Linked DNA regions of Homo sapiens: region 2 is linked to region 1. A link is an interaction called in ENCODE POLR2A ChIA-PET data of the cell type or tissue named here. Cell type or tissue: B cell. All regions are shown on one strand. Each heading gives the region's core, and the rest is flanking DNA. Links, peaks and the distances in the headings are about the cores only.

The links. ChIA-PET counts read pairs that join two places held together with the same protein. Peaks named below come from ENCODE experiments on the same cell type or tissue, not always from the same donor. Only the 100,000 strongest peaks of a DNase experiment are listed, where the experiment ranks them.
Region 2: POLR2A ChIA-PET joins it to region 1 with 6 read pairs; 2 of 35 experiments call an interaction of 5 or more read pairs at or near these places.

The regions. Positions count from the first base shown.
Region 1 is chr22:40,126,171-40,133,944 of GRCh38, forward strand. It overlaps a transcript of TNRC6B not described here. Among named protein-coding and RNA genes, the nearest start is that of TNRC6B, 48 kb to the right of the region's middle. In B cell, for the core only: no CTCF peak of the experiment used is centred there; no DNase peak of the experiment used is centred there.
Region 2 is chr22:40,625,677-40,633,450 of GRCh38, forward strand. All of the region lies in intron 1 of MRTFA (myocardin related transcription factor A), which reads right to left. Among named protein-coding and RNA genes, the nearest start is that of MRTFA, 7.2 kb to the right of the region's middle. In B cell, for the core only: no CTCF peak of the experiment used is centred there; no DNase peak of the experiment used is centred there; H3K27ac peaks cover 548 bases.

The DNA.
Region 1 (7,774 bases), core at 1,763-6,762:
AGTCAAAGCTGGTCCCCTGTTCCTGCTGCACAGAGGCAGTCACTGATAATTTTTAGGTGTTTTTCTATTACAAATTTTATTTTATTTTATTTTAGATTTAGAGGTACACGTGCAGGTTTGTTGCATGAGTATGTTGTGTGATGCTGAGGCTTGGGGTACAAGTGATTCCATCACTCAGGTAGTGAGCATAGTACCCAAGAGCTTGTCTTTGAACCCTTGTTCCCTTCCCTCCCTCTCCCTTTTGGAGTCCCCAGTGTCCACCGTTTCCATCTTTATGTCCACATGTACCCAGTGTTTAGCTCCCACTTATAAGTGAGAACATGCAGCATTTGGTTTTCTGTTTCTGTGTTAATTCATTTAGGATAATGGCCTTCAGCTGTATCCCTGTTGCTACAAAGGACGTTATTTAATTTTTTTTTTTTTTTTTTTTTTTTTTTTTAGACTGGGCCTGGCTCTATTGCCCAGGCTGGAGTGCAGTCATACGATCTTGACTCATTGCAGCCTCTGCCACCCAGGCTCAAACCATCCTCCCACCTCAGCCTCCTGAGTAGCTGGGACTACAGGTGCACACCACCAAACCTGGCTAATTTTTGTATTTTTTGTAGAGACGGGGTCTCACTTTGTTGTCCAGGCTGGTCTCACACTTCTGATCTCAAGCACTCCACCCACCTAGGTCTTCCAAAGTACTGGGATTACAGGCATGAGCCACCATGCCTGGATGATTTAATTCTTTTTTATGGCTACATATTATAAATTTTTAAATGGTAATTTGTTTGCTTTGTTTTTTCAATCTAGAGCCTAAGGAGTGTTATCATCATCAAATCTTGTATGTAAATATATATAATAAATAAAATAAAAATAAATATATATTAATCCTATATATAAATCCTATATATAAATATTTATCTATATTTTTGTCTATATCTGGCTCCATGTGCTGATTTTCCTTGGCTGCTTCTTAACATAGTTACATGAGACCCTTAGTATTACTTTTACTTCCCTCTCTGTCCATTCAGAATTGTCTGTAGCTCTTCCTGGGAGCTCTGAAAACAACTCTTTCCATTTCTTTCTGAATGCCCCCTCTGCGGGGCTATGATCTAGTCCGTGGCTTGGGTGGAGGGACAGATGTCATCCTGTCCTCTTAGTTTTCCTTTCCCATATCACCAGATTTCTTTCTTCTTTCCGTAGCTAAAGCAGAAGCATATAGGTTTTCATCAGACTCATTTAGACCCTGAATCTGATGTAGGGTTAGTCAGAGCCTGTGAGGTACACACACGATCTAGGAATCTCCCTCACACACACACACACAGAGGCACACATACCCAGGACACCCAAGATACACACACCCCAGAATTTCTGAGGTACATATACACCCTTCCTCAAGATCCTAATTTACTAATTGATAGTGAAATATAATGTTAAGGAAGATTGGGGCTCATGCCTGCAATCCCAGCACTTTGGGAGTCCGAGGTGGGCAGATTGCTTGAGCTCAAGACTTCGAGACCAGCCTAGGCAACATGACAAAACCCTGTCTCCAAAAAATACAAAAATTAGTTGGGCATGGTGGTGCATGCCTGCAGTCCCAGCTACTCAGGAGGCTGAGGTAGGAGGATCATTTGTACCCAGGGCTGTTGACGCTGCAGTGAGCTGTGATCATGCCACTGCACTCCAGCCTGGGCAGCAAAGCCAGACCCTGCCTCAAAAAAAAGGAAGATTGGATTTCTGGCTAGTACATTTTCTCCCTGGAAAGAGAAGGTATAATTGGGAGATTGCTTGGTGAACATGTAATTAGACTGGTATAGAATATATTACTGTGCCATAAACTCAGTTTTCAACTTCTTTTTGGAAAAATAAATGACTAGCTTTCTTGATTTTTCAATTACTGAATAGTTTATCAGTTCAGAATGAATTAGACTCAAGAATAAGAGAACATTCTTTTTATACTTGCACTAAGTGGATGCTTCTGTTATAAATTAGATTATAACTTCAACTTCATCAGCCTTAGTTTAACTCAGGCTCTTATGTTTTTCCTCCTGATGTTTGCTTTTGTTTAAAATCTTATATTTGGAGGCTGATCTCATCTCGCAGGGGTCAGTCCATTCTCCTCCTCCGAGGGTGTAAATCAATCAATCAATAAAATCTTATATTTGGAATGATTTAATGTATGGCTGGAATTTGTCATTTTGCTGTGGTTACATAGTTTGTGGATGTCTGTTAACAGAAGGCCATTAGGAAAGGTAGTAGGTTTTGAGGAAAAGTAGAGAATTTTTTACCAAAAAGTGATTTTCAGCTGAATTTATTTTTGTTCAATATATTTTTTTTGAGACTGGATCTTTCTCTGTCACCAAGTCTGGAGTGTGGTGGTATGATCACGGCTCACGGCTCACGGCTCACGGCTCACGGCTCACAGCTCACAGCTCACAGCTCACTGCAGCCTCAACCACCCAGCCTCAAGCAATTCTCCCACCTCAGCCTCCCAAGTAGCTGGGACCACAGGTGTGTGCCACCACACCTGGCTCTCTTTTTTTTTTTGGTAGAGACAGAGTCTTGCTGTGTTGCCCAGGCTGGTCTCGAACTTCTGGGCTCAAGTGATTCTCCTGCCGCAGTCTCCCAAAGTGCTGGAATTATAGGTGTAAGCCACTGCGCCTGGCCTTCAATAAATAATTATTAAGCACGTGTTATCATGGGATACAACAGTGAACCAAAAATACATGGTTCCTACTCTCAAGGCGGTTTCATTTTAGTGGGAGACATGAATAAATATAAATAAAGATAATAATTATAAATGATGGTAAGTACTATGAAAAAAATAAAGCCATGTCATGCAGGGCAGCTGGGAGGAAGAGCGTAGCTAGTCAAGGAAGGTCTCTCTGAGACGGGGACATTTCAGCTGAAGCTAATGGGCAAGGGAGCCAGCTGTGTGGAGAGCTGAAGCAACAGTGTTCTAGACACAGGAAACAGCTGCAAAAGCCCTTGGCCTCTTCTAAGAACTCTCAGAAACCTGTGGGCCAAGTGTGACAGGAGGTTAGAGAGAGAGACAGAGACCTTGCAAGACCTCAGAGGCCACAGTGTGCAACGTGGACCTATTCTCCATGCCTAGGGCAGCCATTGAAGGCTGTTCACTCGAGGAGTGATGTGATGTGTAGGATTTGCATTTTAAGAGGTGGCTCTGTCTGCTGTCTGGACAGTGGATTGGAAAGAGGTAAGAGTGGAAGCAGGGAGCCTGGTGAGAAGGCACGTGCAGCTGTTCGGGTAGGACTACATTCATGGGTGTTACTGGAAGTGGAGGAAAGACAGACTTGAGGTGTATTTTGGCGCCAAAACTGATGTGACTCGAGGATGGATTGAGATCCTTTTGCATCATAGAAATCAAAAGGGGAATTTCAAGAGAAAGGCTCACTCAGTAACTTCAGATGCTGCCAAGAATCAAGGAGGTTGACAAGTGAGAAAAGACACCTGGATTTGTTTAAGAACTAATTAAAGAGAAAGGATATGAGAAAACTTTCTAGGGGGTGATGGAGATGTTCTGTGTCTGATAGGGGTGCAATTGTTTATAATTACAATAAAAATGGTTACAGTGTAGGTATGTTTTATGTGGTGAAACTGACAATCAAATGGAGTGGAGAATACATGGAAGTATAGATGAAGCAGGAATGGCAGAATGTTGGCAACTATTGAAGTGTTGTGATGGGTACATAGGAGTTTATTTGTATTTACTTTGTACATGTTTTAAATTTTCTATGATAGTTTCTAAAAAGAACTTACTGGTGTTCAAGGGTGCCATTTAATTGGAGTAGGAGGTGCAGAAACCAAATTTTATGGGTTAAAGAGAAATTAAATGATTTTTAAAAATGAGTTATGACTATAGTCCACCACCCAATTTTAGGACATTTGGAAATAAATGGAAGAGAGAACAATGAGGAGGAGGATTAAGTTCAAGTGAAAGATTTTTTTTAAATGGAAGAGGACTATGCATGTTTGAGAAAAGAGGGAAGAAATGGGTTGAGGAAGGCAGAGTGCAGTTAGAAAAAGGTTTCTCAGATTCCCAGGCTTAACGGGCCTCGTACTGCAGTAATGCCTGAGCTCAGGCCCAAATCCTGCTCTTCTGACTCTTGTTTAATGGCGGAGGGAGTTTTGGAGGAGGAAAGAAAGAAAGGAAGTGGGTTCAGCTTTTCTTTGTATTGCCTTCGAAAGAGAAGTCATTGTAGTTGGTAGAGTGTAGAGTACACAGTTGAAGACTTGAAATGACAAGTTTTGATTTCCTATTAAGAGGAAAGGCTTGGAATTGCAGTTGTAGCGAAGGTGCTAAGAATAGTTAACAAATGAATTGGCCGGGCGCGGTGGCTCACGCCTGTAATCCCAGCACTTTGGGAGGCCGAGGCGGGCGGATCACGAGGTCAGGAGATCCAGACTATCCTGGCTAACACGGTGAAACTCCGTCTCTACTAAAAATGCAAAAAAAAAAAATTAGCCGGGCGAGGTGGCGGATGCCTGTAGTCCCCCGCGGGAGGCTGAGGCAGGAAAATGGCGTGAACCCGGGAGGTGGAGCTTGCAGTGAGCCAAGATTGCGCCGCTGCACTCCAGCCTGGGCGACAGGGAGACTCCGTCTAAAAAAAAAAAAAAAAAAAAAAAATAGTTAACAAATGAATAAACGGTCAATATGGTTTACAAAATATCCAGGTAAGTTGTGCAAGTATAGATCAGGAGCCCTTATGGATGGGCAGGGTTGGTATAGAAGTCTTTTTTTTTGAGACAGAGTCTCGCTCTGTTGCCCAGGCTGGAGTGCAGTGGTGCGATCTCGGGTCACTGCAAGCTCCGCCTCCCGGGTTCACGCCATTCTCCTGCCTCAGCCTCCCGAGTAGCTGGGACTTGACAGGCGCCTGCCGCCACGCCCGGATAATTTTTTGCCCAGATAATTTTTTGTATTTTTTAGTAGAGACGGGGTTTCAGCGTGTTAGCCAGGAAGGTCTCGATCTCCTGACCTCGTGATCCGCCCGCCTCAGCCTCCCAAAGTGCTGGGATTACAGGCTGAGCCACTGTGCCCAGCGCGGTATAGAAGTCTTATTGGAGGAAGTGAATTTTGCTGTTCCTCTTGAAGAGTGCTCTCTGAAACTGTGCAGCATCTTCCGTAACATTTTCTTGGAGAGAGATGTTTATTGAAGTTCAGAGATGGATTAGGATTATATATTCTTCGGGAGTTGGGAATTGTAGACTTTGACCTCTTGAGTTTAGGGATTTTTTTTTTTTTCTCTGCCAGAAAGATATAAAGCAGGTGATGGTTTCTAAAAGACTGCTGTAAACAGATTATAGATCATTCCTGAATTATGCACAAGCATAATTCCTTATTTTTGCCTCCTTTCCTCCCCTCCTCTCTCCTGATTAATTCAGCACATATTTATTGAGCACCTACTGTGTGCTAGGAACTGTGTTGGGTGTTGATACACAGAATTGACTCCTTAAACTATTATTTATTCTTTGTTTTAATTATTGGAGCTCCAACCACTTAAAGTGGAGGCAGGAAGAAAGAATGTTAAATTTCACATCAGTTTAGAACGAGCTTTTTTTCCCTGAATGGTCACCAGATTGCAATTTTGTATGACCTAACAAATTTCTCAAAGAGAGTTCTGCTATTGTTGTGAAAGCTTCTATTGTAAATGCTGAAGGAAGACAAGTTGACAGAGTTTTTGTTAATGTAAAACTTCAGATGCCTCTGAACATATCCTTTGGAGGAACAGTGAATATTTCTTACATTTTTCCCAAGGACCACTTCAGGGCTTATTTAATTTTTCTGCTGTGTATGTGAGAGATAAAATTGAATCAAATTAACAGAGTTACCCATGGATCTGTCTTATTGTTCCATATTTTTAGAGGTTAAATATGAAAATTACCTTCTGTGACTGGGTGCAGTGGCTCACGCCTGTAATCCCAGCAGTTTGGGAGGCCGAGGCAGGCAGATGACTTGAGGTCAGGAGTTTGAGACTAGCCTGGCCAACATAGCAAAACCCCATCTCTACTAAAAATACAAAAATTAGCTGGGCCTGTTAGTGTGCACCTGTAATCCCAGCTGTGCCTGTAATCCCAGCTACTCGGGAGGCTGAGGCAGGAGAATCAGTTGAACCCAGGAGGCAGAGGTTGCAGTGAGCCAAGATCACACCACTGCACTCCAGCCTGGGTGACAGTGTGAAACTCCATCTCAATAAAGACGAGACGAGACGGGACGGGACGGGACGGAGCCAGGAGGCAGAGGTTGCAGTGAGCCAAGATCACACCACGGCACTCCAGCCTGGGTGACAGTGTGAAACTCCATCTCAATAAAGGCGAGGCGAGGGCGAGGGCGAGGGCGAGGGGCCTGTAGTCCCAGCTACTTGGGAGGCTGAGGCAGGAGAATTGCTTGAACATGGGAGGCAGAGGTTGCAGTGAGCCAAGATCATGCCCCTGTACTCCAGCCTGGGCAACAGAGTGAGACTCCATCTCAAAAAAAAAAAAAAAAAGGCTGGGCGCAGTGGCTCAAGCTTGTAATCCCAGCACTTAGGGAGGCCAAGGCGGGTGGATCACGAGGTCAGGAGATCGAGACCATCCTGGCTAACACAGTGAAACGCCATCTCTACTAAAAATACAAAAAAATTAGCCGAGCATGGTGGCAGGCGCCTGTAGTCCCAGCTACTTGGGAGGCTGAGGCAGGAGAATGGCGTGAACCTGGAAGGCGGAGCTTGCAGTGAGCCAAGATCGCGCCACTGCACTCCAGCCTGGGGGACAGAGCAAGACTCTGTCTCAAAAAAAAAAAAAAAAAAAAAAAAAAATATATATATATATATATATATTCTGTAAAATCCGGAGGCACAGATATGTATATGCTTCATTGGCCTGATTCCCGTAGAGAGAAATTCATGTGACCTATTTTATTTGGCATTTATGTGCTTATATTATCACACTGATCTGAAAACAGATACTACTATTTTATCTGTCACATGTGGCTTTGACTGGTTAAATGTAATGCTCATTTTTCTTAGTGTCTGGTTTCGCTGTCACATAGTGGAACTGTACATTACTGGGAGGTTTCAGCTCTATTGTGGATTTACTGACACATGCTGAACTAAGCTGTTTATTTGTATCATCTCTTCTTTTTATTGAGATATTATCAAAAATGACATACTTTTATAGTCATTCAGTTTTTTTAATGCAACAAACATTTATTGGGCACCTACTAGTTGCTGATGTCGTAGGTACAGGCATGCAAAGTGATTTATGTAAGACATGGTCTCTGCATTTCGGGCACTTTTAACCTAGTTGAGGGAGGTAACCATACCATACAGGCTATGATACCGATATTAAATATGTGCCTAGGGCAAAGCAATGAATTCTTTCTGGAAGGAAGTCCACAATGGAGAGGGAACACTTGAACTGGGCATTGTAGAAAGACGGGTTTCATGGTTTTTATTGGTTTGTTGTTGAATGGGTGAGGGGGAGAAGGCTATTATATGCAGAGGGAACTGTGTATAGCATATAAGGGGTAATGTGCCGGGCACGGTGGCTCATGCCTGTAATCCCAGCACTTTGGGAGGCCGAGGCGAGCGGATCACCTGAGGTTGGGAGTTCGAGACCAGCCTGACCGACATGGAGAAACCCTGTCTCTACTGAAAATACAAAAAATTAGCCAGGCATGGTGGCATGTGCCTGTAATCCCAGCTTCTCGGGAGGCTGAGGCAGGAGAAGCACTTGAACCCAGGAGGCGGAGGTTGTGGTGAGCCGAGACCGTGACATTGTACTCCAGCCT
Region 2 (7,774 bases), core at 875-5,874, 500 kb after region 1:
TCTGAGGCACAAGAATCGCTTGAACCCCGGAGGCAGAGATTGCAGTGAGCCAAGATTGTGCCACTACACTCCAGCCTGGGCAACAGAGCAAGAAGACTCCGTCTCATAAATGAAAATAAATAAATAACACAGAATAAGTAAATAAAATAGAATAAAAACCCACAACCTCTTTCCCTTCAATGCCACAACCTTAGAGCATGAACCTGGAGTGCAAATTTAAAGAGTGAAAGGCTCTTGCATAGAAGCTTTAGTTCAAGTGATTTCTTCTCATAAAGATGATCACATAAACAATGGACAAAAAAGAAAATAACCCTTACTTTTTTTTTTGAAAGTGTCTCACTCTGTCCCCCAGGGTGGAGTGCAGTGGCATGATCTCAACTCACTGCAACCTCCACCTCCCCGGTTCAAGCAATTCTCTTGCCTCAGCCTCCCAAGTAGCTGGAATTACAGACCCCCACCACCACACCCGGCTGATTTTTTTGTATTTTTAGTAGAGATGGGGTTTCGCCATCTTGGCAGACTGGTCTCGAACTGCTGACCTCAGGTGATCCACCCACCTTGGCCTCCCAAAGTGCTGGGATTACAGGCATGGGCTACCATGCCTGTCCTAAGATTTACTCGTTTTTTTTGAGATGAGGTCTGGCTCTGTCACCCAGGCTGGAGTGCAGTGGCGCAACTACAGCTCACTGCAACCTTCACCTCCCAAGCTCAAGCAATTCTCTCCCACGCCTCAAGTTTCCAGAGTAGCTGGGATTATCGGTGCACAGCGCCGCGCCCGGTTATTTTTTGTATTTTTTGTAGAGACGGGGTTTTGCCATGTTATCTAGGCTGGTCTTGAACCTCTAAGCTCAAGCAATCCTCCCAAAGTACTGGAATTACAGGCGTGAGCCACCACGCCCAGCCAACCCTTACTTTTAATTTCTAAATTTCTCTTGCTCTACATTTTAAAGGAAAGACAATATATACACATATATATGGCAAACTCAAAAAGACTACTTTAAATATATCCATCATATAACTAAATACGAAACACAAAGCCAGGGCCAGGCATAGTGGCTCATGCCTGTAGTCCCAACACTTTGAGAGTTCAAGGCGGGAGAACTGCTTGAGGCCAGGGGTTCAAGGTTACAGTGAGCTACGATCGTGCCACTGCGATCCAGCCTGTGTATCAGAATGAGACCCTGTCTCAAACACACACACACACACACACACACACACACACACTAACTAAAGCCAAAGTTTCAACCATGATAACACCACTCTAACACCAAAATTCAACACAGTGCATTCTAAAATATTAGGAAAGGACAACTTTCCAAGTTCCTGTAAATTTTGTGGTAGAGAAAATATGTACAAATTAACCACAATCAAGAGACCCTGGATCACTTACCCCATTTACAATTTAAAAGATACTGAAACACTGACAAAAAAAAAAATTCTAAAAATGTGGATATTACAGTATGCCTTTATTTGGTAATTTTTTTGTTTCTGAGACAGTCTCACTCTGTTGCCCAGGCTGGAGTGCAGTGGCACAAACACAGCTCACTGCAGCCTCGATCTCCCGGGCTCATGCACTACAAGTGCATGTCACCATGCTGAGCTACTTTTTTTACTTCTTGTAGACACACGGTCTTGTCATGTTGCCCAGGCTGGTCTTGAACTCCTGGGCTCAAGTGATCCTCCCACCTTGTCCTCCCAAAGTGCTGGGATTACAGGTGTAAGCCATAATGCCTGGCCCTTATTTGGCAAGTATTAATTGAGCAACTTAAGATGTGAGGTTACTATTATAGTTTTCCACCTCAGGAATGGCAACCAGATACATATAATGAATACCGCACAGAATATTTTCTGAGCTATAACATCTTGATTACTACTACAAAGAGTTCTCACTATAACTGACATTTTCGCTAACTATGCAAAAGACACTGAACACGAAAAGACATTTACTAGAGGCAAAGTTAGGAACTTCATATACATCATGGTAGGAAGCCAGAATTATTTAATTCAAAAACAGATCTGGATTCAAATCCTGGCCAGGCACAGCGGCTCATGCCTGTCATCTCAACAGTTTAGGAGGTCAAAGCGTGAGGGCAAGAGTTCAAGATCAGCCTGGGGAACACTGTGACACCCCGCCTGCACAAAAAAATTTAGCCGGGCATGATGGCACACGCCTATAGTCCTAGTTATGCAGGAGAACTGCTTCAGCAGTTTGAGGTTACAGGAGTTTGAGGACACAGTGAGCTATGACCCTGCCACTACACTCATGTCTGGAAGACAAAGCAAGACTCTGTCTAAAAAAAACAAAAAAGCAAAACAACAACAAAAATCCTGTTATCTAGAAGTTCCTCTAGAAGCTTCTCTTTGCTCATCTGCAAAATGCTGCTACTACCACTTATTTCAGAGTTCATATGAGGATTAATAAGGTAGCACAATGTCTACTATAAAGTAGATGCCCCTATTACTTCCCTCTTTACATTTCTTCATAATCCTTATAACGACCTCATGTTGTAAGGATTATTAACTCTAGTTTACAGATGAAGAAGCTGAATCACAGGAAGGTTAAGGAGTAAGCCTACAGTCACATACCTGGTAACTGTCAGTACCCAGATCTGCTGTGCCCTAAAACTTGACATGGACATGTTACCTCACTGGATATTTTACTCTGTCATATTATGAAGTTCAGAACTTTGTTTGAATTATGCCCATTATGCTTTAAATTTTAATACAAGAACAATTATTTTCAAAAACCAGAATCACCCATAATTTCCACTCATAATTTTAGAGGACAAAGACCTGTAAATAGCCTACCTATCTAGAAATTCAGTAACAGAGGACACACTCCAGATCTCAAAATGAACTAGCCAAATTACTCATTACAAGCTCTCATTTACACAGAGAATGATTTCTAAATGCATATCAATAAGAATGAGTGGGGAGCAAATGAACCAAACATACCACAGAAGTAAAAATGTGGAAGTAAAAAAAAAAAAAGACATTTTCACAACGCTCTTTCTTCCAAGGATTCTACAGATCTTCTATTACTGCTATATGAGCCGGCCTTAAATACTGTGTGAGGAACTGGCCTGGGCTCAGCCCCTGGACTGTTGTGGAACTCAAATCATTTAATTTCACAGTGCCTCCTCCCACTAAACAATGAGAGAACTGGACTTGAGTCATGAACCACAGAACTGAAGGCAACTTGAGCAATTAGTTCCACCCAATGCACCCTGACAGGTCACCCAATTTCTGCTTTAACACCTGCAGTGACACAGAGTGTAATTATCTTCTCTCCTCATACATGTGATATGGATTCAGTATTTTTAAGAATTTTGGCCAGGCACGGTGGCTCACACCTGTAATCCCAACACTTCGGGAGGCCAAGGCAGGAGGATTGCTGTGGCCAGGAATTTGAGACTAGTCTAGGCAATATAGCAAGACTCTCTTCTCTTCTCTACAAAAAAAATTTTTTAAATTAGCCAAGCAGAGGCTGGGCGCGGTGGCTCACATGTGTAATCCCAGCACTTTGGGAGGCCGAGGCGGGCGGATCACTTGAAGTCAGGAGTTTGAGACCAGCCTGTCCAATATGGTGAAACCCCGTCTCTACCAAAAATACAAAAAAATTAGCCGGGCATGGTGGCACATGCCTGTAGTCCCAGCTACCTGGGAGGCTGAGGCAGGAGAATGGCTTGAACCCGGGAGACGGAGGTTGCAGTGAGCCAAGATCGAACCACTGCACTCCAGCCTGGTCAACAGAGCAAGACTCCGTCTCAAAACATAATTAAAAAAAAAAAAATTACCCAAGCAGGCCAGGCACAGTGGCTCACGCTGTAATCCCAATACTTTGGGAGGCCGAGGCGGATGGATCGCCTGAGGTCAGGAGTTCGAGATCAGCCTGGCCAACATAGTGAAACTCCGTCCCTACTAAAAAAAATATATACATATACAAAAAATTAGCTGGGCGTGGTGGTGGGTGCCTATAATCCCAGCTACTCGGGAGGCTAAGGCAGGAGAATTGCTTGAACCCAGGATGCGGAGCTTGCAGTGAGCCGAGATCCCGCCACTGCACTCCAGCCTGGGTGACAGAGCAAGATTCCATCTCAAAAAAAAAAAAAAAAAAAAAAAAATTAGCCAAGCATGGTGGTACATGCTGTTGTCCTAGCTACTCAGGAGGCAGAGGCAGAAGGATCACTTAAGACAAGGAGTTTTGAGGTTGCAGTGAGCTATGATCCCACCATATGCTTCACAAGAGCTTAGAGGTGGAACTAGGGCCCACACTAATACCTAGAATGAGAACCTGTGTGGCTGAGTTTGAGGGACAAGGTTAATCTGGAGGGCATTTAAAAGGTACAGGACTGGCCAAGCACGGTGGCTCATGCTTATCATCCTAGCGCTTTGGGAGGCCAAGGCAGGCGGATCACCTGAGGTCAGGAGTTTGAGACCAGCCTGGCCAACATATAGTGAAACCCTGCCTCTACTAAAAAATACAAAAATTAGCTGGGCATGGTGGCACATACCTGTAATCCCAGCTACTTGGGAAGCTGAGGCAGGAGAATCGCTTGAACCTGGGAGGCGGCAGTTGCAGTGAGCCATGATCACACCACTGTGCTCTACCCTAGGCAAGAGAACGAGACTCTGTCTCTCAAAAAATAAAAATAAAAAAATAAAAGGTACAGGCCTGGGTGTGGTAGCTGGATGACAGAGTGAGACTCTGTCTCTTTAAAAACAAAACAAAAGAAACAAACAAAAAAACACCTGGGCAGTTTTTAAGTCAACAGAATCGTTTTTCTGTTGTACAAAATCAGAGATTTCAGACTTCAACTTGGAGAAAGCTGAATCCATTTCTATTTCCTTTCCTTTCGACGTAACAAATCTACTTCCTAAAGTAGTAAAATGGAAGTCATCTTCATTAGGAAGATCACTACTGCCTCTAAAGAGTTTATCTAAACTGATGCAGTTTCACAAAATCCGTCCTTTGAATTCCTAAACTTCTATACTCCAGATTTAGAAGTTTCTTATAATTAACTTTCTAATTTATTTATTTACTTGAGACAGTGTCTCATCTGTTAACCAGGCTGGAGCACAGTGGTGTGATCACAGCTCATTGCAGCCTCAAACTCCTGGGCTCAAGCAATCCTCCTGTCTCAGCCTCTCACATGGCTGGGATTATAGGCATGAGCCACAGTACCAGGCCTATACCTTTGAAATTCCCTCCAGGTTAACCTTGTCCCTCAAACTCAGCCACACAGGTTCTCATTCTAGGTATTTTTATTATGGGCCCTAGCTCTTGTGAAGCACATGCTCTTTTAAGTACTGCTTCCAGCTAAACCCATTCTACAGACAGAGAGCCCAGTAAATTCAAAGATACAAGATGGTAAGAGACACCCTTAATGGCAACTTGTGCACCTCCTTGGGTCTTATTTTAACTGTGGAATTCACCTAAATAAAGCCACTGGTTCACTCTACTTTGTAAAATAAAAATTATCTAGATGTAGGTACTTGACATAGAAAAATTGATGGTGAAGCAGCAATGGTTAACATTTAAATGCCTCCTTCTGCATACTCATATCAGTCTATATTCATTCATCTCTCTGACTCCAAACTAATTCACCCAGTCAGTTCTACGCTACTGCCCAAAACCAATGATGATCATAATAACCATGATAATGACATGCATGTAAAGCTGTTCCAAGGACTTTATATATTTTTATTTAATCCTCACAGCAACAATATGAAGCAGGCCCCATTTTTATCCCCATTTTACAGCTAGTGAGTCACAGAGAATATAAAGTAGCAAGAGTATCATAGTCACACAGTCCAAGTTCATACACACGGCCGGCAAGTAGAGCCAGGATTCCGATCTATGCAGTATGACTCTAGTATTTATGTTAACTACTTATGCTGTGTAACTGCTCATCTATCACTAAGTTACTGTTTTCATCAATATAAAAAAAAATGACTCCACCTTCACCATACACATAGATTTCAAATATTTTTCCTTATGTCAACACTGGCCTAAATTACTTAAAACATTTCATGTGAACCTAATTTAGTGTCTACCTCCACATATTAGCCTCCATGTGAAAGGTACATAGTAAACACACAATAAATATTTATAAATATCTGATAAAGGAATTAAATTTTTCCCATTCCTTCATTCCTCCAAAGGTAATCTTTCCTACTCTGAGTCCTCCCCTCTCCCCTACTTCAGAACTTCAGTACCTTCTTTTCAACATTTTCTACTTTACCCACTGTCGTGGCCAGCCTCCAAGATGGCCCCCAATGACCCTCACCTCCTGCCATTTACATTCTTGTGTAGTCCCTTCCCACAATGTGTGGCCAACAGAATACTGGAAAAATGATGGTATGTGACTTCTGAAGCTAGGTCATAAAAGTCAATGCAGCAGCTTGGTCTTTTGTATTACATGCTCTGAGGCAAGCTGGCTGCCATGCCATGAAGGCATTCATGCGGAGAGGCCCACATGAAGAGGAATTGAGATCTCCCACCAACAGCCTGCACCAACCTGCCAGCAATATGAGTAGCCACCTTGAAAAAGGATTCACCAGCCTCAGTCAAGCCTTCAGATGACTGCTACCTCAGCTGACATATTACTGCAATTTTTTTTTTTTGAGACAGTTTTGCTCTGTCACCCAGGCTGGAGTGCAGTGGCACGATCTCAGCTCACTGCAACCTCCACCTCCCTGGTTCAAGCAATTCTTATGCCTCAGCCTCCTGAGTAGCTGGGATTACAGGCATGGGCTGCCACTCCCAGATAATTTTTTTTTTTTAGATACTCTGCCGCCCAGGCTGGAGTGCAGTGGTGCAATCTTGGCTCACTGCAACCTCCGCCTCCCAGGTTCAAGTGATTCTCATGCCTTAGCCTCCTGAGTAGCTGGGACTACAGGCGTGCATCACCAAACCTACCTAATTTTTGTATTTTTAGTAGCGACGGGGTTTCCCCATGTTGGCCAGGCTGGTCTCGATCTCCTGACCTCAAGGGATCCACCTGCCTCAGCCTCCCAAAATGCTGAGAATACATGTGTGAGCCACCGTGCCCAGCCATTATTGCAATTTTTTGAGAGACCTGAGTTTGAATCACTCAGCCAAGCTGATTCCAAATTCCTGACTCACAGAAACTGTGAAAAATAAGAAATGTTGTCTTAAACACTAACTTTCGAGGTAATCTGTTACACAGGAAGACAGTTAACACACCCGCTCTCCAAAACTCTAATTTCCTTGAGAGCGGAGACTATTTCCTTGATTCTCAAAACTCTATTAAAGCCTTAGACATAAACAGCGCCCATATTTGCTGAATTGTGTCAGTGGGTCATTCTCTTTGTTCAATGTCCCCCTTCTTCCAAAATGTATTCATTTATAAAAAACTACTCCCCAAGCCTATACCACTTCATCCATAACCCATCAATGTTTTCTCTTTTCTCTTTCAAAAACCTGAAATATAACCTCCTGACCAAAGCTTTTTCTCAGTAAAGAAATGTTTCTTATGTTTGTCAATTGCAACTATCAACCCTAGCATTTATGTGAATATATATACACACACAAGAACACGGAGTAAATATATATTTGTTCATGTTCATCTTATATTCAAGAAATATTTACTGAGCACCTGCTATGTCCCAAGAACTGCCTTTGAAGCTGGGAAGAAAAACAAATATCCTCACCCCTGGGGAGCTTACAGTAGTATATGAGCTTGCCACAGTGTTTTCTCGAAATATAATACAACGATCTTTGTTAATACAACTTAAAAATTCTAAATTT